Regions from separate parts of the Homo sapiens genome. Here region 2 is linked to region 1. Evidence: read pairs that join two places in POLR2A ChIA-PET (ENCODE). Cell type or tissue: MCF 10A. All regions are shown on one strand. Each heading gives the region's core, and the rest is flanking DNA. Links, peaks and the distances in the headings are about the cores only. Region 1 overlaps TGFBR3 (transforming growth factor beta receptor 3). Region 2 has its middle 15 kb from the start of TGFBR3.

Region 1 (2,917 bases), core at 240-2,739:
GACTCTGTTCCAGCGAAACTCTGCTGGGAAAGCCCAACGGCCTGATGGAAAGGCACAACATCCAATCTTTGGGTTCCAAGACTGCCTCTAACTCTGACATTTAGTCCAAAGGAACAAGGATATTCATTTTACTACATCTCTTGCTCAGCAACACTAGCCTTCAGCCTTAAAGAACATATCTCACAGTACACACTGAGCTTTGAGTTCCTACAACTTAGAGCAAAGGCAGCCAGGCCGATAACTCACTTTAGCAATAGCCTTAGTTACACACCCCTGAGCTCACTCTCCAGGAAAGTCAGAGGGAGTATCAGTTTTCATCATTATTAATGAAGAGTAGATTGAAGAGGATAGCATTACAGCTCTAAAACAGAGGTTCTTAAACATAATTCTAATAAGACAGACATGATGAATCTTGTTCACATTTGGACACACTAGAGTCTTCAAAAGAAACTAGTGAAAACTACAAAAGCAGTGCTGAAAGAAATTAAGGAAAACCTAAACAAATGAATGGGTGTACCATGTTCATGAATAGCAAAACAGATACTACAGGCAACAAATTATGAGCACTTTTCATTCTATCACTTGTAATCCTAACTTCTCTTTCTCCCTTTGAAATATTTTTAAATGCAAATAACCATACTTATTTTAGAATAACCTTGAATTTAGTTTTATCTTTTTGAGGAAAATCATTTAAAGTCTTCAATTTAACTATCAGTTGTAATGTTATTCATGATATCTCACAACCTAACTGGGATATACAAGTAGGTCTTGTTATACAGAATTACCTCTCCAAAATAAAAGCATAATGAGACCTTTTAACCATAATAAAGCAGCAAAGAAAAATCATAGTCTTTTGTCAGTACAAAGGCTTTCATAATTCCTCATAGCTCTCAGATCTGTGTTTCTATCAACTCAAAAAGTTGGCTGGGAGTCATATGACAGAAAGGGTTAAAAATACTAAGCTGCTACTCTAGACCTGCTGGCTGAGGAGCAGGCAGGTTGCCCAGGGTTTCAGGATAGCCCGCCTCACACAGAGTAAACGTAGGGGATGCTGTACACCCAGGAATAAATTCCTCAACCAGTGCATACTCTCCTGAGGCATTCTTGTAAGCTTTTTCCAAGTTGAGTAATAAACAGAAATAATAGATTTTTGGGGGCCTTTCCTGAGTTCAGGGAGATCTGACAACATCACGAAATGTTTCGGCACAGTCCTCTGAAATTTTTCATTAGAATTCTTTTCTTCTGAATCATGTTAATAAAGTAAGATTTGGTCTGGGATTTGTACATAAGTACTTACTCACATGTTGCTCAAGCCCAAAAGGACAAGAAAAAGACGCTGAGGCCTGTCAACAGGAGGCAGGGCCAGGCTCAGGAACTGGAAGATTACTGGATGGATGTTTTCAAACAGAGCTACACACAGCTCCCTTATATAACACTCAATTGGCTTTTAGATAAGTCTGAAATATCCTTCTATACTTTGATCTTCAGCTGTCTCCGTTGCCTTCAGAGTCAACAGAAACTGGCACTTGGCTCCAAAAGCCTCAAATCTCTCTCATCTATAAGGGACAGGGACTTCTATTATTTGTCTACAATTTGTCAAGCTGAGTTAATTATAGGTGTTATCATTCTATATGTCAAATGTAGCAAAATAATGCAAACCTGTTTACCTGTTTCTTCCTTTCCTGCATGTAGTATACCCTGACCTTAAATTGGCATGCACTTGATTTCAAATGAAGATTTTTTTAAACAGCATCTTCCAACTGCAGTAGCAGTTGGAAAATTCACTTTTTGCTGACCTGGGCCACCTAAACAGAGGACATGAGGAACCTGACTTGTTTTATTTTAAGAAGAAAAAACTATTTAAAGCCCTGATCCTGGCTCCTTTGAACATTTAACACTTAAAACCTGAATTGTTACACTACAAACTAGAGTTCCTTTTCCTCTATTTAAGAAGAGGCCCTTGCGAAGAATTTATTTAGTTAATGAAAGTTAAACAATTGTGTTTCTCTCACAAAACAAAAATAAACAAAACCTCTTGAAGATGGTCTCTGGGCTCTCTAGGTCTGCAAGTGTCCATATGAGCTCCCTCACGGAGAGCCTAGAGCAGTACACTGGCAGTTTAGAAAACAATATAGCCACAAGCACTTCTCCAAAAAGAAAAGCAACTCCCCTCTTGGCCCAATTCCAAAACGCAATTGAGCCGGGTAAGGTCCAAGCTAATCTCTGTACCGTCTCTCTGCCAACTTTCTCCTGCAGGCATTAGGTTTTTCAGCATGGGCTTTGCAAATAATCTAACAATTAATTAGTGCTTTTGAATTCACCCCATACCATTAATGGAACACTGCCAGACAGCCTTTGATAGGGTATTTCTAGAGCTAATTAAGCTTGGCAAAACAGAGGACACAAACTTCCTGGCACTCACAAGGGCCAGGCTGAGACCTGGCAGGTGACAGACAGTAAAGTTGTCCTTACAGATAATCCTGGGGTGATGAAAATGGCAGGCTGCTTGGATCAGGCTCTCGGAGTCCTCTATAATATGCCAGACCCTACTCTCAAATTATATAACTATCAGGCTTTTCGCATTTGAGCTATTCTTTCACCCTGAAGACATTTTTTTTCTTCTGAGTGAAGATTTGATACTTAAAAGTTTGGTATTGCTTCTAGTCCACACCCCATCCTGTCACCCCCGAAAAGGGTTAGTTTAGAAAAAAACAAAAAGTTGTATACTAGGTTTTTTTTTACTATATCTTAAAATAAATCTCATCTCAAAATGTCCTTCTTCCAATCAAAGAGTCCTTGCATAATCCAAGATTTCTCACTCCTATAACCTCAGTCACGTGGGAAATCTATTTTTTTCACTATCTAATGTCACACAGAATTCCAGACTGCTCCACATGCATGGACAGCAACATAAACA
Region 2 (2,917 bases), core at 224-2,723, 55 kb after region 1:
TTAATTATTCCACAATGTATACATCTATCAAAATGTCAGCTGGGTGCCATGGTTTATGCTATAACCCCTGCACTTTGGAAAGCTTAGGCGGAAGGATCACTTGAGCCCAGGAATTCAGCAACATAGTGAGATCCTGTCTCTACAAAAAATTTAAAAATTAGCCACGTATGGTGGCGTGCACTGGTAGTCCCACCTACTCAGGAGGCTGAGGTGGGAGGATCACTTGAGCCGAGGAGGTTGAGGCTGCAGTGATCTGTTATCACACCACTGCACTCCAGCCTGGGCAACAGAGTAAGAGAGTCACAAAAAAACCTTTCTACTAATCACATTATGCCATGTAAGCACTTAGATAGATGGCTCATTCCACTTTTCAGGCTCAAAATAAAATGCTTTTTATGCTGACATCTTGACTTAGGTGACTTTTCCCAGGTACTCACCACCAAAGATCTACACACAAGGATTCTCTGCCGTCCCTCTGATGTTGTGTCCTTGCTTTGACTACAAATAAAACAAAGAACATTAATTGAGTATAGTTGTAGCAAACTTGAGTTTTTGGCTGAAAATTAACATTTATACAAGAACTCCTGAAATACCAAGAAACTGCTTTGGCTGGGCACAGTGGGCACTTGTAGTCACAGCTACTCAGGAGGCTGAGGCAGGAGAACCACTTTAGCCAGGAGTTGAAGACTATAGTGTGCTATGATGGTACCTGTGAATAACCACTGCACTCCAGCCTGGGCAGCATAGTGAGACCTGTCTCTAAAAACAAAACAAAACAAAAAGAAACTTCTTTGACTTTTCTTGCACAGTTGACTTGAATTTTGTGCATAGATATTTGGAGTAGTTAAAAAAAAAAGATTCTGAAATATACTCCTAGATATCCCTCTCCATTCATATTAAACTTACTTATTTTACATCATTTTATTTTATTTTGAGATGGAGTCTCACTCTGTTGCCCAGGTTGGAGTGCAGTGGTGCAATCTCAGCTGACTGCAACCTCCACCTCCCAGGTTTAGAGATTCTCCCACCTCAGCCTCCCGAGTACCTGGGACTACAGGCGTGTGCCACCACACCTGGCTAATTTTTGTATTTTTAGCAGAGACAGGGTTTCACCATGTTGGCCAGGCTTGTCTCAAACTCCAGACCTCGGGTGATCTGCCTGCCTCAGCCTCCCAAAGTGCTGGGATTACAGGTGTGAATCACCACGCCCAGCCAAACTTAATTATTTAAATCTAAGTTGTTAGCTGTTAGATGAACCGTTTCTAAACTAACAAACTCACCGTTTTAACAACAGTAACACTTAAAATCACTACTAATGAAAATTCTAAATATGCAAACTGTAATTTCCTAATGAAATAGCTAGTTTTTTCTTATAAAACAAAATAGAAAAGTATCACATACAAGAAACTCCACATCTTGACCATTTCTACCTTGCAATATATATTCTTGACTCACTCTTTTCTGTTAGTGCCAAAGGCAACACTGACAGTCTTGCATAATCCACAAGGTGGTCCAACATTAATACTCTCTGGAAAATAGTTGGGATGACAGCAAAGCTGAATCATCATATCACTTTACAGTGTCTCAAAGTATCAAAGACTAAAACTGTGATTGCCCCACTCTCTGGATATTTCCCCAGTGGTGCCTATCTTGAAAAAGCAAATTCAAGAGACATGAAAAAAAGTTATTGGGTTTGGTTTTGTTTTATTTGAGATAAGGTCTTGTCATGTTGCTCAGGCTGGCCTCAAACTTCTGGGCTCGGATGATCCTTCTGCCTCAGCCTCTGGAATACCTGGGACTATAGGCATACACCACTGAATGTGGCTTCTCATATGGTAATTCTATTTTAAATTTTTTAAGAGCTCTGTATGCCATTTTCCATAGCAGCTGCACCATTTTACATTCCCACTAACACTTTACAAGGGTTCCAGTGCCTCCATGTCCTCATCCTCACCAACACTTGTTATTTTCTGTGGGTTTTGTTTGTTTTTAAAATAATCATATATACTTTTTGTTAGGTGTATTTTTATTGGGTCTTATCCTCTGAAAAATATATAACAACTCTTCATCAGTCCAAATACTTGGTTAGTTGGAACACATACAAATAATATCCAAAGAAAAAGAAGTAGCTTCTCCAGCATGGAAGAAAAGGATAGTCAGAAGTAATATCTGAAAATATGCAATGAATGGAAACTACATCCAAAGATTATAGTGAAACAAGGCAATCTCTATGCAATAGGCTGATTATTTATGTGATTAAGCTGACAAGGATTTACATCTGTTTTTATTCAGCTTTTTGTTTAAATAATAGCATTGTACATTCTCATATTACAAATGTTATTGTATACTATTATATATTATAACATGTTTAAAGACATCAAACTAACTTTTTCAACTGTTCTTGAAATTTTATGGAAATAAACATTAGAATAAACGTTGTGGGCCAGGCTCATGCCTGTAATCCCAGCACTTTGGGAGACAGAGGTGGGAGGATAGCTTGAGACCTGGGTTAAAGACCAGCCTGGACAACATAGCAAGACCTGGTGCTTAAAAAAAAAAAAAAGTTAGCCAGACATGGTAGCATATACCTCTAGTCCCAGCTACTCCAGAGGCTGAGGTGGGAGGATCACTTGAGTCCAGGAGTTTGAGGCTGCAGTGAGCTATAAACACGCCACTGCACCACTCCAGCCTGGGCAACAGAGCAACAAAGCAAGGCCCTGACCCTCCCCCACCCCACCAAAAGAAAAAAAAAAAAACGGTATGTGTTCACTGATACTCAAGGAATTTATAGATTTTCCTATCAAAATCAGTAGGCTCCATTAATTTATAATAATTTTTGTTTTAAAACTTACATAATACTAGCATGCACAGTATTTAATTGCCCCTACATCCTTATAAGTTAAATATTATTGGAAAA

The links. Peaks named below come from ENCODE experiments on the same cell type or tissue, not always from the same donor. Only the 100,000 strongest peaks of a DNase experiment are listed, where the experiment ranks them.
Region 2: POLR2A ChIA-PET joins it to region 1 with 11 read pairs; 4 of 35 experiments call an interaction of 5 or more read pairs at or near these places.

The regions. Positions count from the first base shown.
Region 1 is chr1:91,843,982-91,846,898 of GRCh38, forward strand. All of the region lies in intron 2 of TGFBR3 (transforming growth factor beta receptor 3), which reads right to left. Among named protein-coding and RNA genes, the nearest start is that of TGFBR3, 41 kb to the right of the region's middle. In MCF 10A, for the core only: no CTCF peak of the experiment used is centred there; DNase peaks (open chromatin) are centred at 1,220 and 2,190.
Region 2 is chr1:91,899,200-91,902,116 of GRCh38, forward strand. It overlaps a transcript of TGFBR3 not described here. Among named protein-coding and RNA genes, the nearest start is that of TGFBR3, 15 kb to the left of the region's middle. In MCF 10A, for the core only: no CTCF peak of the experiment used is centred there; a DNase peak (open chromatin) is centred at 1,512.